2 separate regions of the Homo sapiens genome follow, and region 2 is linked to region 1. The links are chromatin loops, found by intact Hi-C in ENCODE. Cell type or tissue: heart left ventricle. All regions are shown on one strand.

Evidence for each region. A loop is a pair of places that touch in the nucleus more often than their neighbours do. Peaks named below come from ENCODE experiments on the same cell type or tissue, not always from the same donor. Only the 100,000 strongest peaks of a DNase experiment are listed, where the experiment ranks them.
Region 2: a loop joins it to region 1, with 4 times the contacts of the local background. A loop is called at or near these places in 4 of 110 quality-filtered maps.

Annotation. Positions count from the first base shown.
Region 1 is chr9:129,379,562-129,387,561 of GRCh38, reverse strand. No RefSeq gene overlaps it. Among named protein-coding and RNA genes, the nearest start is that of LINC01503, 47 kb to the right of the region's middle. RefSeq lists silencers at 3,616-3,735, 3,886-4,105. In heart left ventricle, a CTCF peak has its summit at 3,796; DNase peaks (open chromatin) are centred at 3,791 and 4,261; H3K4me3 peaks cover 1,689 bases; H3K27ac peaks cover 2,177 bases.
Region 2 is chr9:129,434,104-129,442,103 of GRCh38, reverse strand. It overlaps LOC105376291 (a long non-coding RNA gene), which reads right to left and starts at 4,958. Exons shown (of 3, transcript NR_188645.1): 1 at 3,445-4,958; 2 at 3,225-3,341. RefSeq lists enhancers at 4,570-5,214, 5,215-5,859. In heart left ventricle, a CTCF peak has its summit at 3,995 (motif pointing left); a DNase peak (open chromatin) is centred at 4,893; H3K4me3 peaks cover 1,944 bases; H3K27ac peaks cover 1,211 bases.

The DNA.
Region 1 (8,000 bases):
GTCAGGTGTGGTGGTGCACGCCTATAATCCCAGCTACTTGGGAGGCTGAGGCATGAGAATCGCTTGAACCTGGGAGGCGGATGTTGCAGTGAGCTGAGATCGTGCCATTGCATTCCAGCCTGGCTGACAGAGCAAGACTCTGTCTCAAAAAAAAAAAAAAAACAGATGTGGTGCCGCGAGTTCTCAGGTAGTTTCTTCCCACAACCCCATAGGCCATGGTGCTTCCCCTATAGCACCTTGGAAGGGATTAGAAAAGGGCACCGCCTCATGTGCAGAATGCAGCCTGTGCCAGGGCCCTCAGCCTGGCAAGTGGAGGACTGGCTGCATTGCAGCTCCACTTGTGCAGTGAGCAACCTACACGACTGTCCATGTTGGGTCCTGGAGCCCCCATCTTTTCTTCTCAGGCTCTGTTATTCCTCAATGGATGGAGTTTTGACAAGCAGTCCCCAGGGAGTAGGGATGAAGTGGGCTGTGCATTAAACCAGACTAGCCTGGCCGGGGCTTCTTGCTAATGGCAGCAAATGCACTTGGTGCTGAGGCTGCAGGCCGGTGCTTTGGGGGACCGGTGCTTAATGGCTTGTCTGCCAGGGAAGAAGAAGGATGGCCGGACAGCCAGACGCATAGCCAGGATCAGATGGATGGAGGGAGCAGGAGGACTTACCCCAGCCTGGAAATCCCCCTCCCTCTGGGAGGTGGGGGTGGAGAGTGAGGGGATGTGCAGGAAGGACGCTGCCAGGGAGACTGGCTCTGCCTGAGCCTGTCCCATGGCACATTTTGTCTGCTCATTAATGGTGAAGGTTGTCATTCCTCCGGAGGGGTGGGTTTCAGGTGGGCCCAGCCACAGCCTGCTCTGCCCCAGGGAGCTGGGGATGAAAATCAGGATCCCAGCTTTTTTTTTTTTTTTTGACGGAGTTCCACTTTTGTCGCCGAGGCTGAAGTGCAATGGCGCAATCTCAGCTCACTGCAACCTCTTCCTCCCAGGTTCAAGTGATTCTCCTGCCTCAGCCTCCCGAGTAGCTGGGATTACAGGCATCTGCCACCACGTCTGGCTAATTTTTATATTTTTGGTAGAGAAGGGGTTTTGCCATGTTGGCCAGGCTGGTCTCGAACTCCTGACCTCAGGTGATCCACCCGCCTTGGCTTCCCAAAGTTCTGGGATTACAGATGTGAGACACCACGCCTGGCCAGGATCCCAGCTGTTACATCCTAAGTGCCTGCTGGGTGCCTGGCACTGTGCCGAGGGCTCTATTGAAGTGGCAATAATGACAAAGCCTCCAATAACAATAATATAAACAAATCCTGGAGTGCATTTGGGGGCTGGGCCTATCCCTCCTAATAAATCCGGAGGCTCGTGTGCCTTTGTTCCACAGGTCCTGCTTTCCTGAGGCCACACAGCCTGGTGCTCCAGCCTAGCCCCATCTGCCTTTGACTTTCATGCACACGGCCCTACGGTCACTTCAGCCTCTTCAACCCCATCGCTTAACACTTCTGAGCTCCAAGTTTCATAAAGGTGAAAGGGGACTTTGCTTTTGCATATGTAAAGGAGGAGACACCAACTCAGGTTAGGCCTTGCCTCTTCCAGGAAGTCTTCTCTGACCCTCCCCAGAGTGGATGAGCGCACCTCTGAGAAACAGATTTCCTCACTTATCCTCAGGAGCAAATGAATCCATCTTGTGCCTGATGGTGCAGTGTTGAGGACAGACTCTCTGGGACCCCAGCAGTCACTGCACCACCCTGAATGGGCCCAGCTGATACTGTTAGGAAGGCAAAGGGACGGGAACTGCAGAGAAGCCAAGACAGAGCCCCAACAGCATCATGAGCCTCTGGATCAAACCATGCCTGAAACCCACTATCACCTCTGCATCATTTCCTTACATGAGCCCATTATTTCCTATCTTGGTTGGATTTTCTGTCTGTTGTAACACAGAGTTTAAACTGATACAGGAATTCACCAAACTGTGAAATGTGGCGATTTCAGGAGGGCATATAATGAGGGAACTTTCATTCTCCAATGCACATGTTTTATATCGTCTGTGGTTTTACAGTACGCATATAGCAAAATCAATGTCAGTGCTTCTGTCTTGAGAAAACCAGTGGACCATGAGCCTGCGGCTTGAAGAATCGGGTGGGTGATGGCGTCAGTAACTGAGGAGCAGTGAACTTGGGGGAAAGATGGCAGCTTTGATACAGGGGCATGGGAGATCTGGATGGAGCCACTACATTGGGTCCTTTCGGGGGCTGGTGCCCAGGAGGGAGTATGTGGGGTGAGGGAGAGTCAATGTCGGTGCCGGGTGGCAGGGTTGAGGAAGGTCGCACCATGGTCCCTGGCCAAGGCCTTACTCATTGGAGAAGTACACATTGCTTCTTTTCCCAGGACACTCCCTTTTGGGGCTGTCACCGTGCCTCAAGTACCCTCCTTGTTGGAACTGATGTCCAAGGCTACATGTGAGTGGTAGAGCCCATCAAGCTGCAAATTTCTTGGAAGTGGCCTTCCAGCCACCTCCCATTAGCACAGGAGGCAGGGACCTCTCTGATGGGGTTGACAAGCTGATTCCTCAAGCCTGAATCCATGCTGCAAGGACGGGTGTAAATGACAGTGGCGACATGCTTCTGTCTGAGGCTTTTCACTGCTTGGAATGACATCCCACCGCGCTCTGCTTCATCCTCTGAGGGCCCTGAGATGCAGGCCAGGCAGCCTTCTGCCTCAGTTTCACAGAGAAAAAAGTTCAGGCACAGAGAGGCCTAGCAACTTGCACATAATCACACAGCCAGACAGAACTGGCCAGAATTTGAACCCAGCTCTCCAGCCTTCAGACCTGGCCCTCTTTCTATTTCCACCGGATGGTCCTCACAGCAGGGATTGGGGCAGGGAATCGTACCAAGTGAAAGTCAGCCATTGAGGACTGCGGGTGGGTGGAAGGTGAAGAGGCTCCCTGGAGAGAGTGGAGGGACCCCAGGCGAGGGAAGCGTCTGTATAATCCCCACAACTGCCCTGGCCCAACGCATGTCCTTTGCTCTGCCCTAAGTGCCTGGTCCTGTGCTCTGTATTGGTCATCACCTTGAACCCTCAAACATCTTATTCTGAGCCCATCTTACAGCCAAGAAAATGGATGCTCAGAGAGGTTAAGGAATTTGCCTAAGGTCAATTAGTGAGGAATAGAGGTCTCTGGCCTGTTGGAGCCCAGAGCTCGTGCAAAGGCCCTGAGGTAGGGCCCAGGAACAGGGTGTGTAAAAGAACTGTAAGGAGTGGGTGGGGAGGAGGGGAGAAGCTGCGGAGGTCCCTCTCGGTCCCATCCAAACCTCACTTGCTCAAGCAAAAGTTTCAGGGTGTCGCTTCCTGTTCAGTGGAGCAAGGCCCCGTCCATACTGGCCTCGGTTTCCTTGGGATGGGGGAAAGGGGTGGCAGAAAGCGCCCCCTACCCTACCCTACCCCCAGTCCAAGTCAGAAGAAGTAGCTGCAGCTTCCGGGAAGGTTGTCTGGAGACCCAGAAAGAGAGAGAAGTGGGTGGGGACGAGGGGCACCGGTAATGAACGCGGTCTTCTGCCCGCAGCGACGCAGACTGGGCTGTAATCCGGGCCTCCTGGGCCAGCAGGGCCTGGCGGGCCTTCCCCAGCGCAGGTTCCCATGTTCATTTAGGCCCCGCGACGCCCGGCGGGACGCCCTTCCCTTTAGGGACAGGGGCGCGGGGCGGGGTCGCCGGTCGCGCGCGGGCACACGGGCACGCACACACGCGCGCGCACAGACGCTCCCGGAGCCGTCAGAGGAGGCGAAAGGAACCAAGAAGTGAAAGTGAGCAACCTCTAGTGAAAGAAATAGACATGCACAGACAGCTCGGAAACTGACGCGGTGCCAGCGAGCCGGCCTTCCCGGGCGCGCCCGGGTGCGCAGGCAGCGCGTTCCCCAAGCTGGGCGCGCGCTCGGCGGCCACCGAGGAGGGCCTGCCACTCGCTCGCGTCCCCCCAGTTCCTTTTCCTGCTTCTTGCTGCCTCCGCCTCTCAAGCAGCCGGGAGGTCCCCGCGCGAGGCCCCCAGCGGGCGCCCCAGGATCCATCGGGTCCCCCACGATCCTTCACGCCCTGGACCCCGGCAAAGCGCGGCTGGGCCCAGCCTTGAACCCTGGCGGCCGAGGGTCAGAGAGCTCTGGCGTTTGAGTCCTTTCGCCCACCAGGCCCGGGCTACCTGCAGAGTGGAGGCCTTTGCCCTCCCCCGCCTCCCCCGCCACCCGTCTGCACGGACTGTCCCTGCGCTGCGGCTCCCGGGAGCGCCCAGGCCCTGCAGTGGTCACTGCACAGATGACTTTGGCAATAGCCATCTCTTGGAGAAGGAACTTCCAAGTGACAGTCCTGAGAGGCCAACGGCCAGTCGGCTGATGTGAGCAGCGCCTGGCAGCCTCAGAAGGGCTCACCCTGCCCGCCTCCCTGCCCCCACCCTCCCTGCACTAAACCAGCTTTTCCAGCTCTGCAGCCTGGTCAGGTTTCTGGCAGGTGTGGGTTGTTTTCTGCCCCTGGAGCTTGGGTGGGAAAAGAGAGAGGTCTGAGAAGCTGGGTGCCCACCTAGTGCTCTGCCATGCCTGCATCCCCACTCCAGAGGCCCCCCAGGGACTCTCAGTGTGGAAACAGACCCCAACTTAACAGAAAAGGCTGGGATGCCTGTTGGCTGATGAAGTCAGGCCTTTTGGACAGATATCAAGCAGAAGCCATGACTAGTGATAAGGCTCCCCTTCCCTCTGGGTTTCGAGAGCCACAGTTTCGAGAGCTTGGTGGGCAGTAAACAGCCCCAAAGCTTCTCAACAGACACAGAAGGGTGTGGCTTCTTCCCATTGGGAAGCTATTGGTGGGAGGGTTGCCAGACCCTTCCCAGATCTTGTTTCAGCTGGGTGAGCCTGGGGACACTTGGCCACACAGGGTGTCCCCAACTAAGCTAGGATGCAAAAAGAAAATGCCTTGTCCCAGTCATAGCCCAGTGGGAGACAGAGGGGTAAACAATCAAAATGGGGTGTGAGGACAGCTCTGAAGGAGGCCTGAGCCAGGGGGTGTCCCCTGGAGGCACCAGGAGAAGCAGGGAGGGTGCTCTCAGCAAAGGCAGCCACATGGGAGTCTGGGGGGTGCCCAGGAAGCTGCAGACCCCAGAGGCCCCACAGAGCTCTGCAGACTGCCCAGTTGCAGAAAGCCTAGACCCACCATCAAAATCAAAATAGGGGCCGGGCGCCATGGCTCACGCCTGCAACCCCAGCACTTGGGAGGCCAAAGCAGGTGGATCTCTTGAGGTCAGGAGTTTGAAACCAACCTAACCAACATGGTGAAACCCTGTCTCTACTGAAAATACAAAAATTAGCTGGGTGTGGTGGCACACACCTGTAATCTCAGCTATTTAGGAAGCTGAGGCAGGAGAATTCCTTGAACCCAGGAGGCAGAGGCTGCAGTGAGCCGAGATCGCACCACCGCATTCCAGCCTGGGCAACAGAGAAAGACTCCATCTCAAAAAAAAAAAAAAAAAAAAAGACAAAAAAAAAAACCAAAGTGGGGAGCCCTCGGGGACTTGTGCCTCCTTTAATGCTAAAGATGGACAGACTAGGGGTCTGAGAGGTGGTGCCACCTGCCCAAGGTCACCCCACTGGCTAGTTTGGGCTGGGCCCTGGCACACAGTAGGTGCTTACTAATGGGCTGTGAGGACTGGAATCCGGGGAGCCAGAGAGAGGGCCACCGCCCTTCCGCCCCTACCATCCCACAGATCTTTACTGAGAGCCTTCCACTGCGCTGGGAGCTCAGCCACATGCGGAAGACACGAAGAGCCAGGTAAACAGATGGGAGCGCATGGGGAGTAAGGCCCTCCCGGAGGAGGGAGCCCGGGGACAGAGTACCCCAGGCCTATGCAAAGGCCCTGAGGGACAGAACGTGCTGTGTGGCTGAGCAGAGGAGCAGAGGCCAGGAGGGGCATGCAGGCTGCAGAGGGGAATTTGGGTTTGATTTCAAGTGCATGCCTCACACAGGACTGGCGTGGAGAGGGCAGGGGGAGCTGCCATGGGGAACCCAGGCCTGGCTGCAGCAGGCTGGAGAAGCGGCTCTAGGAGGAGCCTTTGCTCTTCAAGCGCCTGCACCTTTCTCGTTTCCCACCTCCACCCATTATCCAGAAACACAATGGCCCAGAGAAGGGGTTGATCTTCTGGCTCCCCCAGGGGCTTTCCCAGCCCCTCCTGAAGTCCCCTGGACGCAGCAAGGCTGAGCCTCATCACCCTCATTTGCCACCACCAGAGGAGGGTCATCGCCATCATCACCGCCGTCACTAGTGTCCCGGCAGTAGCATTTCTTGAGCGCTCGCTCTGTGCCAGGTGCTGGCCCAAGCCCTTCGTGTGCATCCTTTTGACAAAGCAGTGCTGTGAGCACAGGGCTCTTAACCCCATTTTACAGATGAGGAGACTGAGAGAGGCAGGCATCCAGACAAGATTGCATGCTTGACGCCTCCTCCAGGCAGATGCAGGCTCCAGGAGCTTGAGCATAGCCATGGTATGTGGCTGGTATGTCAGGTGGAGCTGGAGTCTTTTGTGGGGACTGTTGCTGGAGGTGGGAGGGGCAGGGACTGGGATTGGAGAATGCAGAAAGCAGAAAGGGACCAGATGAGGTGGCTCAATGCCTGTCATCCCAGTACTTTGGGAGGTCGAGGCCAGAGGATCAGTTGAGCCCAGGAGTTTGAGACCAACCTGGGCAACAGGGTGAAACCCCATCTCTACAAATAATAAAAAATTATTCAGAAATGTTTGGTTTTTTGTTTTGTTTTGTTTTGTTTTTGTTGTTGTTTTTTTCGAGACAGAGTCTCACTCTGTCACCCAGGCTGGAGTGCAGTTGTGCAATCTCGGCTCACTGCAACCTCCACCTCCCTGATTCAAGTGATTCTCCTGCCTCGGCCTCCCGAGTAGCTGGGACTACAGGCACCCACCACCATGCCCAGCTAATTTTTGTATTTTTAGTAGAGATGGGGTTTCACCATGTTGGCCAGGCTGGTCTCAAACTCCTGACCTCCAGTGATCTGCTCACCTCAGCCTCCCAAAGTGCTGGGATTACAGGTGTGAGCCACCATGCCTGGCCCAGGATTTTCTTTCTGTCCTTGGCGCTGTTTGCGTGATCTTGAGGGCCTCTTTGGAATCTCAGGGATGCCCTTCCACAGACGTATATAGCCCAGAGACTGATCAGTGGACCATCTTGGCATCCATGCCAATTGGCAGGAGTAGCCATGGTGTGACTGCACTGCACAGAAAAATAATAGTTCTTGGAGGCCTTTGTTATAATAGTTATCTCAGGGATTCCATTCTTGCTTTTGATCTGGATGAAAACAAATGGAAGAAAGATGAGTGCCCTCGGATGCCCTGCAAGCTGGATGCAACCTGCATTTTCTGGACCATGTACAGGGCAAAGTCAGATGCTGTAACTAATGATATCCTTCTCCCCGCCGCCCCCCGCCCCCGCCAAAAAAAGCAAAGTATTTGTTTGTGATAAAGTAGTTAATTAAAAAAAATAAAGAAAAAAATTAACTGGATGTGATGGCGCACAGCTGTGGTCCTAGCTACTTGGGAGGCTGAGGCAGGAGCATGGCTTGAGCCCAGGAGGTTGAGGTTGCAGTGAGCCGTGATCGTGTCACTGCTCTCAGCCTGCATGACAGAGTGAGACCCTGTCTCAAAAAATACAAGGCAGAAAGGTAGGCTGCAGGATGCAGGTCAGGGGGAGAGCAAAACGTGAGAGAAAGATATGTTAACTCCTTGCACACAGAGTGTGCACAGGTAAACATATACATGCACACGCTGGCATATAAAAATGCATGCACCTTGGCATGGACATGTGAACGCACACCTGCACACACAAGCAAGCACTGTATGCATGTGCGTGCACACACAAACACACACACATGGATTCACATGAATGCAACACACCACGTGTGTGCCTAGGGGTACACACATGCTGCACGTGCACGTGGACACCAACGCAGTACACGCACACTGAACCCCAAAG
Region 2 (8,000 bases), 55 kb before region 1:
ACCTGCTTAGGAGAAGGAATTGCTGGGCACAACGGCACCATCTATCATCCGGCTGGCACTGGTTAAGGCTTACGTGTGTGGGGCTTTGTGCCAGCAGCTTCACACCCTTAGCTCATTGACTCCTCATGTAGCCCCATTTTATAGGTAAGAAAACTGAGGCTTTGAGAGGGAGAGAGACTTGCTCATCGATCATAAACAAGATTAACTGACAGACTGAGAAAATCCTGAAGGTCTACATGCTTCTCAGGTCTTGCCCCGTTCCATCTTCTTGAGGCCAGGGTGAGAAAATCCTTGGCCTAGGATGTAGCCCACGCGGAACACTCACAAATGGTAGTGGAGTTAAAGATCTGAGTTGAGGCCAGGCGCGGTGGCTCACGCCTGTAATCCCAGCACTTTGGGAGGCCGAGGCAGGTGGATTACCTGAGGTCAGGAGTTCGAGACCAGCCTGGCCAACACGGCAAAACCCTGTCTTAACTAAAAATACAAAAATTAGCCAGGCATGGTGGTGCATGTCTGTAATCCCAGGTACATGGAAAGCTGAGGCAGGAGAATCGCTTGAACCTGGGAGGCGGAGGTTGCGGTGAGTTGAGATCGCGCCAATTGCACTTCAGCCTGGGAGAAACTCCGTCTCAAAAAAAAAAGATCCTAGTTGGGTGTGGGGGCGTCTTGAGCCAGCAATGCAGCTGCACATCCCACCAGGGTGCCGGAAGAGCTTGCTCTGGGGGAGCCCACACCCCACCTTTCAGCTCAGCTCTGCCTCCACCGTGCCTGCAAATCTAGGTGCTCCCCAGAGTGCACAGGGTCAAGGGAGGGCAGGGGTTTACAGAAGTAAATCCAACTCCTCCTGGAGGAAAGGGAGAGAAGGAGCCTTGTGCATCCCAGGACCCTGTGACCCTGTGATCACTCCTTTGCGGCTGAATCTCCCAGGCTCTAAGTGCCTCTGGGGGGTTATGAATTTCTTGTCTGCTTGTTTGTTTCAGCAGGGGTGGGCAGGGGGCAGAAAAACCTTATGTTCTTTTTATTATGCTCCTCATTTTACAGATAGAGAAACTGAGGCCCAGGGAGGTTAAAGCCACTTCCCACAGCAAGGGCTGATGATAGATCCAGGACTCAAGTGCAGCTGGGGCGGGCGCTGGGAGGACTGGGCACTGAGGCCCCAGGTGAGCCTGTATTAAGGAGGCTGAGGGTGGGGCTGGATGGGAAAGTGGTGGTGCGGACGGGGTTGGGGGGTGGGCGCTTCTCCCCCCAGGCCACCCAGGTCTCAGAAGGACAGAGGGGGCAAGACAGTGATTCTTGGAGAGATGGATTTAGTCTAGGGGGTCCCAGATAGTGAGAAAGAGAGAACCAGGCAGGGGCCCGGGCCCACGTGCAAGGGACAGTGTGAGAAGGAAACACACACACACACATCCCACCACAGACTTTTTCTGGTTTTGACACCCAACTCAGAGAAGGTCTTTTTACATTCAGATTTCTGAAAATGTCGTTAGAAACAATAATGACGATGGCAAGCCTTCCCTGAGACCTCACAGCATTTCAGGAAACTCGCTGAAAGGCTTTGCCTGGACTCCCTCATGGAGCCCTCACAGCTGCCCTGTGAGGTGGGTGCCATTACTGTCCTCTTATTATAGATTGGGAAACGGAGGCTCCGAGGTGCCAGAGCTTGCAAACCGATGGAGGTTGGCCAGACTTCATGAGCCACACTCTGAATATTCCCTTTGAGGCACAAACAACAGAATCAAGAAGGAGGCCACGCGCGGAGGCTCACACCTGTCATCCCAGCACTTTGGGAGCCGAGGTGGGTGGATCACTTGAGGCCAGGAGTTTGAGGCCAGCCTGGCCAACATGGCGAAATCCCATCTCTCCTAAAAATACAAAAATTATCTGGCTGTGCTGGTGCACACCTGTAGTCCCAGCTACTTGGGAGGCTGAGGCCGGATAATCGCTTGAACCTGGGAGGTGAAGGGTGCAGTGAGCCGAGATCACACCACTACACATCAGCCTGGGTTAACAAAGCAAGACTCTGTCTCAAAAAAAAAAAAGAAAAAAAAGAAAGAAAGAGAGAGAGAGAGAAAGAAAAAGAGAGAAAGAAAGAAAGAAAGAAAGAAAGAAGGAAAGAAAGAAAGAAAAGAAAGAAAGAAGAAAGAAAGAAAAGGAAAAGAAAAGAAAAGGGAGGGAGGGAGGGAGGGAGGAAGGAAGGAAGGAAGGAAGGAAGGAAGGAAGGAAGGAAGGAAGGAATCAAGAAGGAAAGCCCTGCCTGCCTTGCCACAAAGCTCTAGGCCTCCCACCCTCCTCCCTGCTGAGTCAGGTGCCCACTGTGGACTCGAGGCTTTGGGTTCCGCCAAGATGGCCAGATAGGGACTTCTATGCTGGTTTCCCTGACGCCATTTCCCTCCCAGCCCTGGCTTTCCAGAGCCCTAAACTGCCTTTCCCTATGAAAGGGGATAGAGCTTCCCACAGCCACCCGTGCCTCTCTGTGACTATCAGAACAGGGGCCCCACTGACACCAATAATGATGCCTGCTGTATGAGGCCAGCCTGTTCTCTGCAGCCCTGAGGTCAGAGGACAAAACGAGACACAACCTATGTGCCCATCCTCTGGGGATTGGATAACCACATACAGGTACATGTGCACAATGGAATACTACGCAGCCAGGAAAAATAATGAGGTGCAATAAATTGCCAAACAGGACATATAATATTGACTGGCATTTTTAGGGAAGCGTGGTGGCTTCCACCTGTAATCCCAGCACTTTGGGAGGCCAAGGTGGTAGAACCACTTGCACCCAGGAGTTTGACACCAGCCTGGGCAACATAGTGAGACTCTATATCTAGAAGAAATAAAAAATTCGCCGGGTTTGGTGGCCTGTGCCTGTAGTCCCAGCTGCTCGGGAGGCTGAGGTGGGAGGATGGCTTGAGCTGTGATCATGCAACTGCACTCCAGCCTGGGCAAGAGAGCAAGACCCTATCTCACACAAAAAAAAGTTTCTATAAGTATCTGTATTGACAGAAAAACTCCAACCCTGAATGTGCTAATTACCCTGATTTGACCAATACACATTGTATATGTGTACTAAAATATTACACTGCATCCCATAAATATGTACAATTATTATGTGCCAATTAAAAATAATAATACAAGCCAAAAAATAGGACGCTGCACTAGAGGCTGAGGTTACGTGGATGAATAAGGCACGTGGAAAAAACAACAACAACAACAACAACAACCTCACTTCAGGCAAAAGTAGGAGGCTTCCTCAACACAGCCCGGGGTTCTTTCCTCCGCTCCTGCTGTCTCGCTTCCTCCTTGGCATGGGCGCTACACGGTGTCTCGGCGCCACTCCCCTAAGTTAGGAACAAGCGAATTCCGAGATGAACGGTGCAGTCCTGGCCTCGAGGGGCCCTACGGAGTGGGGCAGGTGGGCACATAAATAAAAAACATCATCACCTGAATGGCGTGAACCCGGGAGGCAGAGCTTGCAGTGAGCCGAGATCGCGCCACTGCACTCCAGCCTGGGCGACAGAGCGAGACTCCGTCTCAAAACAAACAAACAAACAAACAAACCATCATCACAATGACCGGGGGTGGGGGCTTCTCCAAGTGCTTGATGCTCTGCCAAGGAATTCACTGGCATTAACTCGGGGACCCCTGACCATAAGTGAGTTTTCTCATTTTACCAGTGAGGGAACCGAGTCTCAGTTAGTGCCCTGGGGAGCAGATTCCGTCTTGCCCTGGGGGTCTGGGCCTCAACTCCGGAGCCTTTTCCGGGAGAGAATCCTCTAGCCGCTGAGCTAGCGGCTAATCACCCCCCAAAAGCAACAGAGACAAAAGGCAAGGAAAGGGGTTGCACAGAGGGTGGAGGCAGGACAGGTCCCGGTGGCTGAGCCGCCTCCCCCCACCTCGTGCCTAACCACGCACAAGTGGATTTGGTCCTGGAAGCACACACCCCCTCCGGAGGTGCCATGGGCTCCATCTGAAGGTCAGAGAGGGGACAGTGGCCAAGGCCATCTGGAAAGTGCCGCGGCAAGGGTTCAAACCCTGTCGGCCTGATTGCAAAGGCCCTGTCGCCCAGCGTGGGACCCAGCAACCGGCGCTGTCCAGAGACCCCGGTCCTTGGCCCCTGCACAGGCTTGGCACGGAACACGTGCTGGATACGCAGTCAGCCTCCTTCCTTGTCCTCCTTCCGCCATCATGTGACCTTGGTCCCACCGTTCTCTGTTTCCAGGCCTCAGTTTCCCCATCTGCAGAGAGAGGGGGTTGTCCTAGGGGTGCCCTGGCTCCCCTGGAAGCCTCCAGTACCTTAGATTTCCACTGGGGAAGCCAGGAAGGGCAGGTAGGGCCCCCTGGGGCTGGAGCAAATTTGGGGTTCAGGGCTGTTTTCTGGGGTGAAAGCTTGGAGCCCGAGGAGAGCCCCGCGGACGGCCCCAAATTCCCCAAGCCAGCAGCCCCGCTTAACCTTCCCCCCTCTGCCACCCAGAGCCCCGCTGGACCAGACTCGGGCCCCCACCCCGGAATCGCCCGACACCCCTGACTCTGGCGGGGGGAGGCCCCCACCGGGCCGGCCGGAGCCCCCAGCGCCTTGAAAAGCCTCTGGCCTCCCCCTCCCCGCCAACGCCCGACCCGCGAGCTGCGCAGGGAACGAGGGGGAGCGCCGGCGAGCGCGCAGCGAGAGTGGGGGAGAAATGCAAATGCGTTTTATCCTCCTTTCTTTTAAATGCTGAAACCAGCCTTGACAGCCTCTGAAAATAAATGGCACCGACTCGCTGGGATTTCAAATTCCGTGATTAAGGGCTGAAGCAAATACTTTTTCCCTCCCTCCCCCGCCGCCCTCCCTCCGTGGGCTGATAGAGCGGCGGCGGGCCGGGGACAGCTTTTTGCGAGCCTGCCAGGAGCTCTGATACGCAGCCTCCCGCCCGGCTGCGCGGCGGCTCGGCTCCGGGCTGTTTATCACGAGCGCTCACGCCGGCAGCCGCGAAAGCAGCTTTAAATCCCCTGCCCGGCCTCGGCGCCCCCTCCTCCCGCCGGCACGCACGCCGCGGTCAGGCACGCGCGCGCGCGCACACACACACACACTCACACGCACAACATAAGGCACACGCATGCACGTGTGCACCTAACGCACACCGCACGATGCACACACGCACGCGTGCACACACCCTCAGAAAAACATGCATGTTATGGGAGCACGCATACGTGTGCACACTGGCACATATGCACACACGTGAACACCCGGCCCTGGTGAGCGTCTGCCTGTTCTCCAATGAAAGGAGGAAGCCAGGGAAGGCTGCAAAGTTGGGGGGATGAGAGGAAGGAGAGGAGGGGGCCAGGAAGAGAGAGGCTTTTCTGGGTTCACAGTTTGCAGGGGCTGCCTGAAGGCAGCCTAGCGTGGGGGGCGGCTCTGAGGCACCCGCCAGCTGTGTCCTCCCTCGTTCCTCCCCACAGGGCTCAGTGCACTCCTCACACCCACTACAGTGACTCCGAGCTGCCTCAGTCTCCCTCCTTCCTTTCCGGCTCAGTACTCTGCGGGGAGCGGGGGGCGGGGTCGGGGTGGAAACACAGCTCCGAGTTATTATGCCTTTTTAGGGCTTGGATTCCCCATCTGGGAGACCTCCAGGCAAGACGCCCCGCCCCTCCTTGAACCTCACCTGTGAGGAGCCCACTCAACCAGGGTCACGCAGCTAGAAAGAGGGACGGTCAGGATCCTCGCTCTGAGGGGTTTGGGGGGAAGGAGTAGGACCCAACAACCTTCCTCTGATTCTGAAAGAACCACCTCTGCTCAGACAACCCTCTGAGTGTCCCCTCTCTCCCCCATGCTGGGCTCCCTCTGCTGTCTAGCGGCAGCTGACAGATGGGTGATAACAGGTACACCCAAGTACCTGCTAGAGGTGGCTCCACTCCCCGGACAGTCAAGCTCAACTCATGGAGCTCCGACAGCGGGCGAGAGGTGAGGAAGCAAGGCCTCGCGGTGCCTGCTGGCCGCGTTACACAAACTGCCCAGCAAAGGGGAAGGTGGGCAACGTCTGGAGAGGCACGGATGGAGACCTTCAGACACACACGTCGAGGTTCAGCAGCGCTGGGGCAGGGGGGCGGGGGTGAGGGGACATGGGCCATAGGAATGCCGTGGTCTCCCGCCAGCTCTGCAAACACGGGGTACCCCCACCATCACTTCCCCTCCATATGCACCCTGAAACCTGCACCTGCCCAGAGGTAGCCGCCTGCAGGAGACAGGCAGGGCAGGCTGGAGTTTGCAGAAAGTCACAGGGATAACGATGACGCTGGTTCTGTTTGCCTGGCTCGGTTCTGCTCTGGACATGCAGGCCTCGAGGAGTCCTCACTGTGACCACACCCACTTTACAGGTGAGAAAAAAGTGAGGCTCAGAGAGGGAAAGTGACTGGCCCAAGATCTCCTAGCTGGGAAGAGATGGAGTGAGGATTCAATCCCCCTGCCGTTTACCCCATTCTGTCTCCAAAAGGCTGAGCTGTGGCAGGAGCCCCATTTGTTCTTTATGTGAAAATGATGAGGCTGGACTGTATGTAAGTGCTGATATGTAACTGCTTTGGCCTGTCAGAATGCCAGTGTTGTGCAGCCCAACCCAGGAGCAGCACTCTCTGCACAGCGGTTCAGTTCAGCTGTTTCAGTTCCGAGGCTGACTCCGACGGCGGGGTTGCCAGATTGAACAAATAAAAATACAGGACACCCAGGCCAGGCGCAGTGGCTCACACCTGCAATCCCAGCACTCTGGGAGGCCGAGGCGGGCGGATCACGAAGTTAAGAGATCAAGCCCATCCTGGCTGACACGGTGAAACCTCATCTCTACTAAAAATAGAAAAATTAGCTGGGCGTGGTGGCACGCACCTGTAATCCCAGCCACTCGGGATGCTGAGGCAGGAGAATCACTTGAACCCGGGAGGCAGAGGTTACAATGAGCTGAGATGGCGCCACTGCACTCCAGCCTGGGTGACAGCGGGAGACTCCATCTCCAAAAAAAAAAAAAAAACCAAAACCAAAACAAAACAAAACAAAAAAACAGGACACCCAGTTAAATGTGCATTTCTAATAAACAACCAGTGACATTTTAGTTGAAGTACGATATGTCCCATGCAAATACTTACAGCACAAACTCATTCATGGTGTATCTGAAACTCACATTTAATTGGGTGTCCTCTATTTTATCCGGCAACTCTATCTGGGGGTCTTCCTTTGAAGACAGACTTCGAAACCGGGTGCTTTTGGATCCAGAAACCCAACGACAGGTGGGAAGCAACACTGTTATCACTGAAATCAGGCCTAGTCCAGAGAGATGAAGGAGCCCAGGCTTGGGGGCTGAACCAGGCTCCCCCTATTCCTGCTTAAGTAACTGAGCACTGAAGACCACAGTAAGTCATGGGAGCCCGTGATTCCACACACAGACTTGAGGGTGGGATGAAATGAATCAGCCCATGATGGACAGCTGGGAGATGCTGGGGTGGGTGGGAGATGCCACGGACTCTGAAGGTTGCCACCATTAGAACACAGCTGAGACTTTCCAGTAAACTGTGCAGTCTCTCAAACATGCATTCCAGCCCCCTTCCCACTGGCCTTCTTCTATCATAGAATGCAGAAAATTAAAATACTCAATTTCCCAGCTTCCTTTGCAGCTGGTGGTGAGCATGGGACCCAGCTCTGGCCAATGAGATGAAGGCAGATGATCCCGAGGATAGTTTCCCTTCCTGAATTAAAAGGCAAAGATTCCAAGAAAAATATACTTGCCTGGAATGTGGACGTGATGGCTGGAGGTGGAGCAGGCATCTTATGACTATGAGGACAAAAGCCAGACACCAAGGTGGCAAGGAGGAAGCCAAGGATACCTGGATCTTTGGGAACTCTTGTATCAAGGCTGCCACAACCCCAGACCACCTCCCTCAACACATTCCACACACAGAAAGAAACTTTTCATTTGTTTAAACCATGCTTGGTGGAGTTTTCTGTTGTCTGTAGACTAATGCAAATTCTGGCAGATTCA